2 separate regions of the Homo sapiens genome follow, and region 1 is linked to region 2. A link is an interaction called in ENCODE POLR2A ChIA-PET data of the cell type or tissue named here. Cell type or tissue: A673. All regions are shown on one strand.

What was found. Peaks named below come from ENCODE experiments on the same cell type or tissue, not always from the same donor. Only the 100,000 strongest peaks of a DNase experiment are listed, where the experiment ranks them.
Region 1: POLR2A ChIA-PET joins it to region 2 with 14 read pairs; 2 of 35 experiments call an interaction of 5 or more read pairs at or near these places.

The regions. Positions count from the first base shown.
Region 1 is chr17:60,693,783-60,701,782 of GRCh38, forward strand. The region is part of intron 4 of BCAS3 (BCAS3 microtubule associated cell migration factor); the gene reads left to right. It also overlaps the pseudogene RN7SL606P. Among named protein-coding and RNA genes, the nearest start is that of BCAS3, 20 kb to the left of the region's middle. In A673, no CTCF peak of the experiment used is centred here; no DNase peak of the experiment used is centred here.
Region 2 is chr17:60,885,045-60,893,044 of GRCh38, forward strand. It overlaps BCAS3 (BCAS3 microtubule associated cell migration factor), which reads left to right. Exons shown (of 24, transcript NM_017679.5): 10 at 4,651-4,727. Among named protein-coding and RNA genes, the nearest start is that of BCAS3, 210 kb to the left of the region's middle. In A673, no CTCF peak of the experiment used is centred here; no DNase peak of the experiment used is centred here; H3K4me3 peaks cover 753 bases; H3K27ac peaks cover 1,029 bases.

The sequences.
Region 1 (8,000 bases), 190 kb before region 2:
TTCAGTTGCAAGTAATTGTTTTAAGTAAAAAAGGGAATTATTTTTTTTTAATTTTGGAAAAATATAGCATAAAATTTACCATTTTAACCATTAAAAATTTTAATTTTTTTTTTTTTTTTTTGAGATGGAGTCTTGCTCTGTCTCCCAGGCTGGAGTGCAGTGGCGTGATCTTGGCTCACTGCAAGCTCCACCTCCTGGGTTCATGTCATTCTCCTGCCTCAGCCTCTCGAGTAGCTGGGACTACAGGCACCTGCCACCATGCCCGGCTAATTTTTTGTATTTTTTAGTAGAGACGGGGTTTCACCATGTTAGCCAGGATGGTCTCGATCTCCTGACCTCATGATCTGCCCGCTTCGGCCTTCCAAAGTGCTGGGATTACAGGCGTGAGCCACCGCGCCCGGCCAAACATTTTAATTTTTAAAAAAATTATTGATTATTGGCTGGGCGTGGTGGCTCATGCTTGTAATCCCAACACTTTGGGAGGCTGAGGTGAGCAGATCACAAGGTCAAGAGATCAGGATCATCCTGACCAACATGGTGAAACCCCATCTTTACTAAAAAAACAAAAATTAGCTGGGCGTGGTGGCATGCGCCTGTAGTCACAGCTACTTGGGAGGCTGAGGCAGGAGAATTGCTTGAACACAGGAGGTGGAGGATGCAACAAGCCGAGACTGTGCCACTGCACTCCAGCCTGGTGACAGAGTGAGATTCCATCTCAAAAAAAAAAAATTTATTGATCATTAAAAATTGAGACAAGGTCTCACTGTGTTGCCTAGGTGTCGAACTTCTGGGCTCAAGCCATCCTTCTGTCTCAGCCTCCGAAAGTGTTGGGATTTTAGGCGTGAGCCACCATGCATGGTCTTAATTTTTTTTTTTTTTTTGGTAGAGATGAGGTGTTGCTGTGTTGCCCAGGCTGATCTTAAACTCAAGTGATCCTCCCACCTCGGTGTCCCAAAGTGCTGGGATTGCATGTGTGGGCAACAATGGCCATCATCATTTTAAAGTATATTGTCAGTATTGTTAAATAATTTACATTGTCGTACAACCAGTCTTCAGAATTCTTCATTGTGCAAAACTGAAACTCTGTACCCATTGCACAACAACTCCACAGTCTCTACCTCCTCCCAGCCCCTGGCAACCACCACTCTACTTTCTGTTTCTATGATTTTTAACTACTTTAGGGACCTCACATGGGTAGAATGATAGATTATTTGCCTTTTTGTGATTACCTATTTCACTTAACATAATGTTCTCAAGGTTCATTCATGTTGTAGCATGTGTCAGAATTTTCTTCCTTTTTAAGGCTGAATCATGCTTCATTGTATGTATATACCACATTTTTTTTTTTTTTTTTTTGAGATGGAGTCTCGCTCTGTCACCCAGGCTGGAGTGCAGTGGCGTGATCTCAGCTCACTGAAACCTCCATCTCCCAGGTTCAAGCGATTCTCCTGCCTCGGCCTCCTTAGCATCTGGGACTACAGGCGTGCGCCATCACACCTAGCTAATTTTTGTATTTTTGTAGAGACGGGGTTTCATCATGTTGGCCAGGATGGTCTCTTGACCTCGTGATCTGCCCACCTCGGCCTCCCAAAGTGTTGGGATTGCAGGTGTGAGCCACCGCGCCCAGCCCTGTACCACATTTTATTTTATTCATTCATTTATTGAAAGACATTTGTGTTGCTTCTACCTTTTGGCTTTGGGAACAATGCTGTAATGAACATGGGTGTACAAATATCTCTTCTAGTGGAATTGTTGTATCATATGGTAATTCTTTTTTAAATTTTTTGAGGAACCACCATACTGTTTTCCATAGAAGATTTAAAATTTTATTTTTAGAGACAAGTCTTGCTGTGTCATTCAGGGTGGAATGCAGTGAAATGATCACAGCTCACTGCAACTTTGAACTGCTGGGCTCATATGATCCTCCTGCCTTAGCCTCCCAAGTAGCTAGCACTATAGGCACATGCCACCATGCCCAGCTTATTTTTAAATTTTTTGTAGAGATGAGGTCTTGCTATGTTGCCCAGGCTGATCTTGAACTACTGGCCTCAAGGAATCCTCCTGCCTCAGCCTCCTAAAGTGCTGGGATACAGGCATGAGCCACTGTACTTGGGCTCATAGGGGATTTAAAAATAATCTACTCATGGATCTGGGAAAGATTGGGGCTTCATACTTTTAATCTTTGTCCACTTCTTGTCACTACTTCTTTCTGAATGTTTGCATCTCTTCTTTGACTTCTTTAACAAAGAGACAGTTGGTGCAGTGGTTACTCAAAGCTCTTTATTCATACCTTTATGATTATATGATACAATCAAAGAGGAAAAAGTATTCATTAGGAGATCCAGATGGCTCAGTCTGAGTCACTCTCCCATTATTGGAATAGTTGCTGTGGCCAAGGATGTAGTACTAGAATTGCTCAGCTGGTCATGTGCCTATCCCTGTGCTTGATGGAGGATAAGATTAGTTACCAGAATAGAGGGAGTTACAGAGTAGAAAGTGTGTGAGGTACACAAAGGTAATAGCTGCTACAGCTGGGCACAGTTGCATGCACCTGTAGTCCCAGCTGCTCAGGAGGCTGAGGTAGGAGAATCGCTCGAGTCCAGGAGTTCTGAGCTATAATGTGCTATGCCGATTGGGTGTCTGCACTAAGTTCAGCATCAATATGGTGACTTCCCAGGAGTGGGGAACTACCAGGTTGCCTAAGGAGGGGTGAACCAGCCCAGTTCAGAAACAGTTAAAACTCCCATGCTGATGAGTAGTGAAACTGCATCAGTGAACAGCCACTGCAGTCCAGCCTGGGCAACATAGTGAGACCCCATCTCTAAAAGAAAATGCTGCTATCAGCTTCTATTGCTTTAGAAGCTTGGGTCCCTTAGCTACCTGAAGATGCCTCCTAGACATCCTCACATAGATGTCCCACAGATGCCTCAAACTCTGATTTCTTTTCCCATCTAATTGTCTCTCCTTAGCAGCTGTGCACTGACCCTATTTACCTTTCAGGTCATTAAAGCCACAGAACTTTTCATGCCTCAGGATCTTTGCAAAGGGGACCCTCTAGGTGAAATGTTATTTTCTGCCCCTATCATTATTTACCTTTTAGAGTGTACAAAAATGACTTGAAAGGCTGGGCGCGGTGGCTCATGCCTGTAATCCCAGGACTTTGGGAGGCCAAGACGGGTAGATCACTTGAGCCCAGGAGTTCAAGACCAGCCTGGGCAACATGGCAAAACCCCATCTCTACAAAAAAATATTAAAAAATTAGCTGGGTATGGTGGTATGTCCCTGTAGTCCTACCTACTCGAGAGGCTGAGGTGGGAGGATTGCTTCAGCCCAGGAGGTCGAGGCTTCAGCAGGCTGTGTTTGTGTCACTGCGCTTCAGACTGGGTGACAGGGCAAGACCCTACCTCTGAATGAATGAATGAATAAATGAGGGAGGGAAGGAGGGAAGGGAGGAAGGAAAAGAAAGAAGCAGGTTTGGGAAGAAAGATTCAGTTTTGGCTGGGCGTGGTGGCTCATGCCTGTAATCCCAGTGCTTTGGGAGGCCGAGGCAGGTGGATCTCCTGAGGTCAAGAGTTCAAGACCAGCCTGGCCAACATGGTGAAACCCCGTCTCTACTAAAAATACAAAATAAATAAATAAATAACTAAAAAATAAGCTGGGCATGGTGGCAGGTGCCCGTAATCCCAGCTACTTGGGAGGCTGAGGCAAGAGAATTGCTTGAAGCCAGGAGGTGGAGGTTGCAGTGAGCTGAGATTGCACCACTGCACTCCAGCCTGGGTGACAGAGTGAGACTCTGTCTCAAAAAAAAAAAAAAAAAAAAAGATTCGGTTTCACTTTACACCTTGACTTTTGAGGTGTGAATAGAAATCCAGTATCCCTATCCTCCCACCAGTTGCAAACAGTCTTCTAAGGAGGGAGAGTATACTGAGTGCAGTCATGGAAGATTCACAGATAAGTTAAGACTGGACAAGGTTTTGAAGGATGGGTGAATCAAAGGAAGGGAGGACATTGTAGTTGGCTGAAACCATGCAAGAATGCTAGATGTCTCTATAGGAAAGACCGTAAAGTTCAGATTTAGAGGTAGAATAAGAAAAAAGAAGCCAGTAAAGAAAATAGGCCGGGTACGATGGCTCACGCCTGTAATCCCAGCACTTTGGGAGGCTGGGGCAGGCAGATCACGAGGTCAGGAGATTGAGACCATCCTGGCTAACACGGTAAAACCCCGTCTCTACTAAAAATACAAAAAATTAGCCAGGCGTGGTGACGGGCGCCTGTAGTCCCAGCTACTCGGGAGGCTGAGGCAGAAGAATGGTGTGAACCTGGGAGGCAGAGCTTGCAGTGAGCTGAGCCGAGATTGCACCGCTGCACTGGCCTGGGTGACAGAGCGAGACTCCGTCTCACAAAAAAAAAAAAAAAAAAAAAAGAGCAGCAGTGGAGAAAATAAATAGTGATTCTATGATAGAGGATATAAAATGAAAGGAAAGCCAAGGAAAAAGGATTTACTTAAATGTATAATAACTTTGAGGAATAATATAACATTTCTACAAAATTAAGGTTTTTGTTCAAGAACAATAAAGTCTGGCCAGGCCTGGTGGCTTATGCCTGTAATCCAGCACTTTGGGAGGTTGAGGCAAGAGTACTGCTTGAGCCCAGGAGTTCGAGACCAGTCTGGGCAACACAGTGAAACTCTGTCTGTATTTACAAAAAGAAATAATAATAAAAGAAATCTGCTGTATCACCACCATCCAGAGAAAGTGACTAAGTGAAATCTAAAATAAGAAAAAGGAGATTTTGTATATATTATGACCTCAGGGGTTTTATGTGTGGCATTTGAACCTGGGATCAAGATGGTACTTGTGGTAGAAAGATGATTGGATTGAGTATCAAAAAGCCCTAAGATTTCTCATTCAGTTATGAGTAAAGTATACCTAACTTGTTTTTGCCAATGATAAAATGAAGTTGACCTCTCTGCATATAAAAAAGGATTCCAGGGCCAGGCACAGTGGCTCACGCCTGTAATCCCAGCACTTTGGGAGGCTGAGGCAGGTGGATCACCTGAGGTCAGGAGTTCAAGACCAGCCTGGCCAACATGGTGAAACCCCATCTTTACTAAGTAATACAAAAATTAGCTGGGTGTGGTGGTGGGCATCTGTAATCCCAGCTGCTTGGGAGACTGAGGTGGAGAGAATTGCTTGAACCTGGGAGGCAGAGGTTGCAGTGAGCCAAGACTGCATCACTACACTCTAACCTTAGTGACAGAGCGAGACTCCGTCTCAAAGAAAACAAAAACAGAACAAAAAACAAAACAAGAACAACAAAAAAACAGGATTCCGTCTCAAAAATAAATAAAACAGAATTGATATGTCAGATTTGATGATGTACACAAAAGCACATAGAAACTTATAAAACACCATTTGTTTATTTATTTATTTACTTATTTATTTATTTATGAGACAGAGTCTCACTCTGTCCCTTAGGCTGGAGTATAGTGACACAATCTTGACTCACTGCAACATCCGCCTCCTGGGTTCAAGCAGTCCTCTTGCCTCAGCCTCTCCAGTAGCTAGGATTACAAGCATGCACCATCACGCCCAGCTAATTTTTGTATTTTTAGTAATTTTTGTATTTTAGTTTCAGCATTTTGGCCTGGCTGGTCTTGAACTTCTGACCTCAAGTGATCTGCCCACCTCAGCCTCCCAAAGTGTTGGGATTACAGGCGTGAGCCACCACGCCCAGCCAAAAACACCATTTGAATGTCAGGTGTAAAAATAATTATGCCCTAGGTACATAAGTTTATAATTCTGAATTTTGCTGGATATGGAATCATGTACTATTAACATGGCAACAGTGAATTCCTGTCAAAAGAAAATGGGCATTAAAGAATTACTGATGTATTAGCCATTTAATAATTTTGATTTTTATCTTTGAGAATAGGAAGTCATTAATACGGGAGATGGAGGTAAAGAGGTATGTCATTATTGGTGTTTTAAAAAGAGCAGTTGGCTGGGAGGTAGGGATTGCAGTGAGCCGAGATCGAGCCACTGCACTCCAGCCTGGGCGACAGAGCAAGACTCCGTCTCAAAAAAAAAAAAAAAAAAAGAGCAGTTTTGGCTGGGCTTGGTGGTTCACACCTGTAATCTCAGCACTTTGGAAGGCCAAGGTGGAGGACTGTTTGAGGTCAGAAGTTTGAGACCAGCCTGGGCAACAGAGTGAAATCCCATCTCTACAAAAAAATTAAAAAAGTAGCCAGGCATGGTGGCACGTCCCTATGGTCCCAGCTACATGGGAGGCTGAGGCAAGAGGATTCCTCGAGCCCAGGAGGTTGAGGCTGTAGTGAGTCATGTTTGTGTCATTGTACTCCAGTTTGGACAACAGAGTGAGACCCTGTCTCAAAAAAAAAAAAGAAGCAGTTCAACTCTTACGTGAAGTTTGGTGAGCAGTGGTGGAAGCAGGAAGCCATGTATGCTTTTGGAGTAGCTGTTGTAGCTTAGACAGGGTGGTGGTGGTGTAAGAGGAATGAAGAGAACTGTTTAGGAAGACACAGGGACTTGGGATAGATTTACTGGTATAGGTGAGGAAGAAAGTGGTTCCTGGCTTTGCCAATGGGGTAATGATGCTTTTCACCAAAATAAGGGACCCTGGAGGAAAATCAGGCTTGGTGAGGAAGTCATGATCTTTGAGTGGAGTTTGCACTCCTGTGGAGACATCCAAACTCTATATTGAGGAAGTCACTAGCAGATACTAGTTGAAGTAATGGGTGGAATGAGTTAACCTAGGAGAGGATATATGGTAAGAAATGGAAATTTAGAAATTGGTTTTGAGTAACTCCAATATTTAGAGACTAGGTAGAAAAGAATGCTCCAGCAGAGAGAATGGTGAAGGAGTGACTAGAGAAAGTGAAGAAAAGTTAGAGGATTATCCCTGAAAGACCAAGGGAGAGTATTTTAAGGAATAAATGGTGACCATTGGTTCTAGTTGCTGCGCAGTCTAAAAAGATGTGCTTGAAAATTATCTATTGGATTGAACAACTTAGAGATTATTGGTGACCATTAGTGGTGACCAGAAATGGGAGGAGTGTTAGGGACATTCTGAAGTGGGTTTGGGGTAAATGTTAGATGAAAAATAATGACAGTTGTGAATAACCCAATTAAGGAATTTAGCTTCTAGAAGGAGAGGGGAGGCTGGGTGTGGTGGCTGACATCTGTAATCCCAGCACTTTGGGAGGCTGAGGTGGGCAGATCACTTGAGGTCAGGAGTTTGAGACCAGCCTGGCTAACATGGCAAGACCCCGCCTCTACTAAAAATACAAAAATTAGCCAGGCGTGGTGACGCACATCTGTAATTCCAGCTACTCAGGAGGCTGAGGCACTAGAATCGCTTTAACTGGGGAGGCGGAGGTTGCAGTGAGCCGAGATCACACCACTGCACTCCAGCCTGGGTGATGGAGTGAGTCTGTCTCCAAAAAAAAAATAAATAAATAAAAGTCGGAGAGGAGAGCGATGAAATCAAGTCGAGGAAGAGGAATGTTTATTGCTTTATGATTTTGGAAAACATTTATTGTACAAAATATGGCAAATAACACAAAAGTATAGATTAGTGAATGAGTTTTTACAAATCCAATGCTTATGTAACCAACACCAAAAAAATAGAATATAGTTGACCCTTTAATAATGTGGGTTTGAACTGTGCGGGTCCACTTTAGTTATACCCAAACTTTTTGGAATAAATACATTGGAAAATTTTTTGGAGATTTGTGTGACACTTTGACAAAACTTGCAGATGAACCACATAGCCTAGAAACATCAAAAAAATTAAGAAAAAGATATGTCATGAATGCATAAGATGTATAGATACTAACCTATTTTATCATTTACTATAAAATATACACAAATCTAGGCCAGGCACGGTGGCTCACGCCTGTAATCCCAGTACTTTGGGAGGCCGAGGCAGGTGGATCATTTGAGGTCAGGAGTTCAGGACTAGCCTGGCCAATGTGGTGA
Region 2 (8,000 bases):
GTTAAAGTCTCCCATTATTAATGCGTGGGAGTCTAAGTCTCTTTGTAGGTCACTCAGGACTTGCTTTATGAATCTGGGTGCTCCTGTATTGGGTGCATATATATTTAGGATAGTTAGCTCTTCTTGTTGAATTGATCCCTTTACCATTATGTAATGGCCTTCTTTGTCTCTTTTGATCTTTGTTGGTTTAAAGTCTGTTTTATCAGAGACTAGGATTGCAATCCCTGCCTTTTTTTGTTTTCCATTTGCTTGGTAGATCTTCCTCCATCCTTTTATTTTGAGCCTATGTGTGTCTCTGCACGTGAGATGGGTTTCCTGAATACAGCACACTGATGGGTCTTGACTCTTTATCCAATTTGCCAGTCTGTGTCTTTTAATTGGAGAATTTAGTCCATTTACATTTAAAGTTAATATTGTTATGTGTGAATTTGATCCTGTCATTATGACGTTAGCTGGTGATTTTGCTCGTTAGTTGATGCAGTTTCTTCCTAGTCTCGATGGTCTTTACATTTTGGCATGATTTTGCAGCAGCTGGTACTGGTTGTTCCTTTCCATGTTTAGCGCTTCCTTCAGGAGCTCTTTTAGGGCAGGCCTGGTGGTGACAAAATCTCTCAGCATTTGCTTGTCTGTAAAGTATTTTATTTCTCCTTCACTTATGAAGCTTAGTTTGGCTGGATATGAAATTCTGGGTTGAAAATTCTTTTCTTTAAGAATGTTGAATATTGGCCCCCTCTCTCTTCTGGCTTGTAGGGTTTCTGCCGAGAGATCTGCTGTTAGTCTGATGGGCTTCCCTTTGAGGGTAACCCGACCTTTCTCTCTGGCTGCCCTTAACATTTTTTCCTTCATTTCAATTTTGGTGAATCTGACAATTATGTGTCTTGGAGTTGCTCTTCTCGAGGAGTATCTTTGTGGCATTCTCTGTATTTCCTGAATCTGAACGTTGGCCTGCCTTGCTAGATTGGGGAAGTTCTCCTGGATAATATCCTGCAGAGTGTTTTCCAACTTGGTTCCATTCTCCCCATCACTTTCAGGTACACCAATCAGACGTAGATTTGGTCTTTTCACATAGTCCCATATTTCTTGGAGGCTTTGCTCATTTCTTTTTATTCGTTTTTCTCTAAACTTCCCTTCTCGCTTCATTTCATTCATTTCATCTTCCATTGCTGATACCCTTTCTTCCAGTTGATCGCATCAGCTCCTGAGGCTTCTGCATTCTTCACGTAGTTCTCGAGCCTTGGTTTTCAGCTCCATCAGCTCCTTTAAGCACTTCTCTGTATTGGTTATTCTAGTTATACATTCTTCTAAATTTTTTTCAAAGTTTTCAACTTCTTTGCCTTTGGTTTGAATGTCCTCCCGTAGCTCAGAGTAATTCGATCGTCTGAAGCCTTCTTCTCTCAGCTTGTCAAAGTCATTCTCCATCCACCTTTGTTCCGTTGCTGGTGAGGAACTGCGTTCCTTTGGAGGAGGAGAGACCCTCTGCGTTTTAGAGTTTCCAGTTTTTCTGTTCTGTTTTTTCCCCATCTTTGTGGTTTTATCTACTTTTGGTCTTTGATGATGGTGATGTACAGATGGGTTTTCGGTGTGGATGTCCTTTCTGTTTGTTAGTTTTCCTTCTAACAGACAGGACCCTCAGCTGCAGGTCTGTTGGAATAACCTGCCGTGTGAGGTGTCAGTGTGCTCCTGCTGGGGGGTGCCTCCCAGTTAGGCTGCTCGGGGGTCAGGAGTCAGGGACCCACTTGAGGAGGCAGTCTGCCGGTTCTCAGATCTCCAGCTGCGTGCTGGGAGAACCACTGCTCTCTTCAAAGCTGTCAGACAGGGACATTTAAGTCTGCAGAGGTTACTGCTGTCTTTTTGTTTGTCTGTGCCCTGCCCCCAGAGGTGGAGCCTACAGTGGCAGGCAGGCCTCCTTGAGCTGTGGTGGGCTCCACCCAGTTGGAGCTTCCCGGCTGCTTTGTTTACCTAAGCAAGCCTGGGCAATGGCGGGCGCCCCTCCCCCAGCCTCGCTGCCGCCTTGCAGTTTGATCTCAGACTGCTGTGCTGGCAATCAGCGAGACTCCGTGGGCGTAGGACCCTCCGAGCCAGGTGTGGGATATAGTCTCGTGGTGCGCCGTTTTTTAAGCCGGTCTGAAAAGCGCAATATTCGGGTGGGAGTGACCCGATTTTCCAGGTGCGTCCGTCACCCCTTTCTTTGACTCGGAAAGGGAACTCCCTGACCCCTTGCGCTTCCCAGGTGAGGCAATGCCTCGCCCTGCTTCGGCTCGCGCACGGTGCACGGTGCGTGCACCCACTGACCTGCGCCCACTGTCTGGCACTCCCTAGTGAGATGAACCCGGTACCTCAGATGGAAATGCAGAAATCACCCGTCTTCTGCGTTGCTCACGCTGGGAGCTGTAGACTGGAGCTGTTCGTATTCGGCCATCTTGGCTCCTCAATTGTTTAACTTTTATATTTAAGCCTTTGATCCATTTTTGTATGTGGTATGAGATAGGGGTCCACGTTCATTCCAGTCCAAATGCTTTTGCATTTGGATATCCAGTAGTCCCAGCACCGTTTGTTGAAAAGACTTCTTTCACCATTGACTTGTCTTGGTATTCTTGTTGAAAATCAGTGGACTTATAAATGTAAATAACTGTTTTCTTTAAAAAAAGGGCTCAGACTTTTTATTTGTCCTTGCCAGGAGAAATAAGGCAAAGTATCACAGAGAGCAGTTCAGTTTTTTTGTTTTTTGAAATGAATTCAGGTCACCTCTCCATTAGGACCACTTTCTGGGAGGATGCCATCTAAAATTGCATCATGCTTGTGTACCTTCTTAATTACTTTTTTAGTAATGGACAAATATAGTGTGCTTCTAAAAATTTTTTACCTTCATTTAAATTGGGAAATGAATTCTTTTAACATCCAGTTCTCTTTGTCCAATAAAATTGTAAACATGTTAGAATTAGGCCTAGTATTATAGAGATTCATGTCCCCCCAACCCCTTCACTTGTTTTCAGACTTTACCTGGAGGCAAAGATTAATCTTTAAAAGAGTCATGCTTATAAGGTTGGGATGGTGCTGAGTGGCTTATGTTCTGCTGATTCCAGCTATAAAGCATTCTTTTGGCAAGCAGGAAAACAGTTGTTTTCATTACAATATACTGTAATTCTTGAGGTCCACTGAACTCTAAAAATACGGACTCAAAAAATGAAATGAAGAATTGTAAACTGTGTTTTTCCTTAGGACCCTTTTGTATTTGTGAGGTTAAAGTGGTTATCAGAATTTATTGAGAGTTAGATTATTTAGTTTTAAAGCTAATTCAGGAGATTCTCTGTGTCTAATGTAACACCACTGTTCACAAGTACTTGGTTCTATTTTTCATGACGAATTTTAAAAGGGGAAAAACTTTCTTATAGATCATATTTATCCTCATTTCTCCAGCTCTGAAATTGTCAGCGGAATACATGTATACATACTCATATAAAATTATATTTTTAATGAATAAGATTAATCTATTCAATGGTCTAATCTATTGTGTAAATACTACACAATTTATATTACAGTATGTTGTCTTTTTATAATTTTTAGTGTGTTTTTGTCCTATATATGTTTCCATAATATGCATTTAATAGATAATAGTAATATTACAGTTAACCTGAAGTCAGTTTTCCGGAAACCCTAAGTATTGCAAACATACTCCTTCAAACAGTAGCATGAATGAACAGTTTTTTAAAAAGGGAGCAATAAAATGAGAAAGCTTTTATTTTGTTTATGTGGACTTTCTTTTAGGGTCTGTCTCTTCTCTATAAGTTTATTATTTTCTTTTCAAGACGAAAATTCAAAATAGATGGCAGTTTAGGGAGCTAGGCTAAAAATGGCTGTGTACTGGAAGTGACAGTAAGGTGTGCTTCTTTAGTGCTTTTGAGCATAGCAATAGGAACATAGTCAGAATGACTAGGGAGTGGCAGCAGGGAAGAGTCAGCGGCGAAGAAAACCGATTCTTCAATTTACACATCCCTGTAATCAAGTTGGAGGAAGATAGAAAATAAACAGTAAATATATGTCATAGAACAATTAACTGTTGTTATTGGCTAGAACTGCAAGCAAGAAGAATGATATTGAGTGAAATGTAAATACAAAGGATTATGCAGTTCCCTAACATCTTTCTGTGGAGGCAGACTTTCAGAGTTACTTGTCTTCATTGGCCTCAGTGAGGTCAAATACTTGTTCTTTTTCTCTCCTCATTGTAGTATCATGTCTGATAGTCTCATTTATCTTTTGCCTTTAAATTCCTGAACCCATCATATCATTTCTCTCTCCTCTCCCAAAATTCTTCCTTGATTTATGAATGTTAGACTTAAAATGGCCCTGTTAACTTCATTCTCATGTTTAGGAATAACTGTATAAAATGCCCAGTGTTTGCTGAAAGTGATGACCAGTTCTTTCCAGATTTGTTTCTTATTGGGACAGAGTTAAGCCAAAAGGAAACTAAATAGAGGGGGAAAAATGCACCTTACTTAGCTAACAAAATAATGACTAGTGTTACAGGAATTTTATGTGAGACTTGAAAAAATATAAGCATTTGATTTTTCTGTTTTTCTGGCATCGATATATGATGCACCAACAGAAAAGTTATTAAGAAATTTCTCAATAGTGCCATTTGAAATTTTTCAGGCTGCTATCCATGTCCAGGGCCAAACATGAATCCTATTGCTCTTGGGAGCCGCTGGCTTGCTTATGCAGAAAACAAGGTAAGACGTGGCCTGTGTTTGGATTATTTGTAATGGAGCAAGTGTTGAAGGATTTTCCATAAAAAATACCTGTGCTCCATAGTTGATTACCAATAATAAATGTTTTACTTACTAGTTCATTTGCTTTGGTTTGGTTTTAATTGTGCAACTAATAATTGAACTCGTTTAAGAATTTATAAATGTTTGGCAGTTGTCATTAAGTCCAGACTCTGTAGAACCTTAATTGTTTTAGCTTGGTTTTATATAGAGAACTTCATTCTATTAATTTGCAGCATTGAGATGACCACAGTAGTGGTATTAAGGAAAGTAGTTTTTGACTTTTTAGAAATCAGGAGGCAGGAGTAACTTCTGTCTTCATTGGTAGATTAGAAACCTGGGCATAGAATAATTTAATTGACAAGGCTAGGCGTGATGGCTCACGCCTGTAATCCCAGCACTTTGGGAGGCTGAGGCAGGTGGATCATTTGAGGTCAGGAGTTCGAGACCAGCCTGGCCAACATGGTGAAACCCCGTCTCTACTAAAAATACAAAAATTAGCCGGGCGTGGTGGCATGCGCCTGTAATCCCAGCTACTCAGGAGGCTGAGGCAGGAGAATTGCTTGAGCCTGGGAAGTGGAGGTTGTGGTGAGCTGAGATCGCACCACTGCACTCCGTCTGGGCAACAGAGTGAGACCCTGTCTCAAAAAAGGAAAAAAAAAAAGAATAATTTAATTTACATTAACTATATGCTAACAACTATATCTAAATAAGGGTTCAGCCATTTGTTTTAATAGTTAAATCACACATGTTCACATTTTGTTGACTTCTTCGGTTATTTATCAATTTATTTATTAAGGTCATCATAATAAGTGAAGATACTATATGCACTAGGAATTTTACTTATGTCTGATTTAAGGAAAAAGGTAAATTTGAATCTTCAAAAAGAAAGATAAAATTCTTTTAATTCCATTTAGTACCCTGCATGTGAATATAGAATGAAATCTTCTAAAAGAATATTACTATTTTTGGTTTCGTTTTTGCTAGTTGCATAGTTATTGTATCTTGAGATTAATATGAATTAATATGAAATAGTTCTTGACAAAATTAGGATGTGGTAAGTAAAGTAGTTATTTGGTAAAGCCAAATCTACTAAATTTCTAGCCTCTGGAATGTACAAAAATCAAGAAACTACTGAAGAAAATTATTTTTCTGCATAAATTCTTTGAGATCTTATCCATAAATCTGTCTAACTACTAGATATGTTACATCTTCCTGAATTCTGTATTTATATTCCATTTTGTTTTTTCTCTTGATTTTCCAGTATATCTTGTAAAAATAGCTCTTTCAAATTATTCTTTTCAAACAAAACAAGGCATACAAGTAAGTGTAGTGACACAATGGTATCTTCTAATGTTTCTATCTGTAAAGCATTTCCCTTGAGTGCTGGAAACATTCAAGACAAAGATGTATAAATTGTCCCTTGGTTCTTGTGGATGTATTCTCACATATGGGGAACTGCCCATTTGGAAGTGGAGGTAATATGTAAGTAGTTACATATTGCCTTTGAGGGGAAAGAACTCCCTTCATAGATGCATAGCCTGAATATGCACCAGTTGTTTTCCCTCTTCAGGAATACATGTTAATATCTGGTGTCATGTACAGAGACCAGACAACGTAGTGGCCTTCACAAGGAGTTTGTGAGTCAAATGTCGTGCTTTCATCTCAAAATATTTCTAGATAAATGTCCTTACATAGTATTTTCATAAGAGCTAGCATTTATTAGTTTCTAATTGTTTTAGCTTTGGGGCTGAGTATAGAATTGTAAAATTGAATTAAATTTTGGGGTACCAGTCTCTTTCAGTGAAAATGCTCTTTGACTATAAAATCTTAAGAAGCCGTATATCTTTGTTTAGTTTTGAGATTCACAGGGTACACGTGCATGTTTGTTACACAGGTATATTGTGTAAGGGTGGGGATTCAGCTTCTAGTGTATCCATCATCCAGATATTGAACATTGTACCCCATAAGTGATTTTTCAACCCTCAGCTGCCTCTTCCCTCCCCCTTTTGGAGTCCCCACTGCCTATTTCCATTTTCATCATCATGTGTACCCATTGTTTAGCTCCCATTTATAAGTGAGAACATGCTATTTTTGATTTTCTGTTTCTGAGTTAGTTCACTTAAGGTAATGGCCTCCAGCTCCAAGCATGTTGCTGCAAAGGACATGATTTCATTCTTTCTGTGGTTGCAAAGTATTCCATGGTGTGTATAACCATATTTTCTTTATTCAAATAATCAGCTGCTGATAGACACCTAGTTTGGTTCCATGACTTTGCTATTGTGACTAGTACTGCGATGAAAATACAAGTGCCTGTCCTTTTTAAATTAATGATTTCTTTTCCTTTGGATATATACCCAGTGGTGGGATTGCTGGGTCGAATGGTAGTTCTATTTTTAGTTCTTTGAGAAATCTCCATACTCTTTTCCATTTACATTCCCACCAACAGTGTATAAGCATCCCCTTTTCTCCATATTCCTGTCAACATCTGTTGTTTTTGACTTATTTTTTTTTTTTTTTTTGAGACAGAGTTTTGCTTTTGTTGCCCAGGCTAGAGTGCAATGGCATGATCTCGGCTCACCGCAACCTCTGCCTCCTGGATTCAAGTGATTCTGTCTCAGCCTCCCAAGTAGCTGGGAGTACAGACATGCGCCACCATGCCTGGCTAATTTTGTATTTTTAGTAGAGATGGGGTTTCTCCATGTTGATCAGGCTGGTCTTGAACTCCCAATTTCAGGTCATCTGCCCGCCTCGGCCTCCCAGAGTGCTGGGATTATAGGCATGAGCCCCAGCGTCCGGCCGTTTTTGGCTTTTTAAGAATAGCCGTTTTCGGCCCGGCATGGTGGCTCATGCCTATAATCCCAGCACTTTGAGAGGCCGAGGTGGGTGGATCACGTGAGGCCAGGAGTTCGAGACCAGCCTGGCCAACATAGTGAAACCCTGTCTCTACTAAAAATACAAAAAATTAGCTGGGTGTGGTGGTGGGCGCCTGTAGTCCCAGCTACTCGGGAGGCTGAGGCAGGAGAATCACTTGAACCCGGGAGGTGGAGGTTGCGGTGAGCCGAGATCATGCCATCGCACTCTAGCCTGGCCAACAAGAATGAAACTCTGTCTCAAAAATAAAAATAAAAATAAAAAGTCGTTTTCACTGGCATAAGATGGTATCTTGGTGTGGTTTTAAGTTGCATTTCTCTGAATATTAGTGATGTTGAACATTTTTTTTTCATTTGTTTGTTG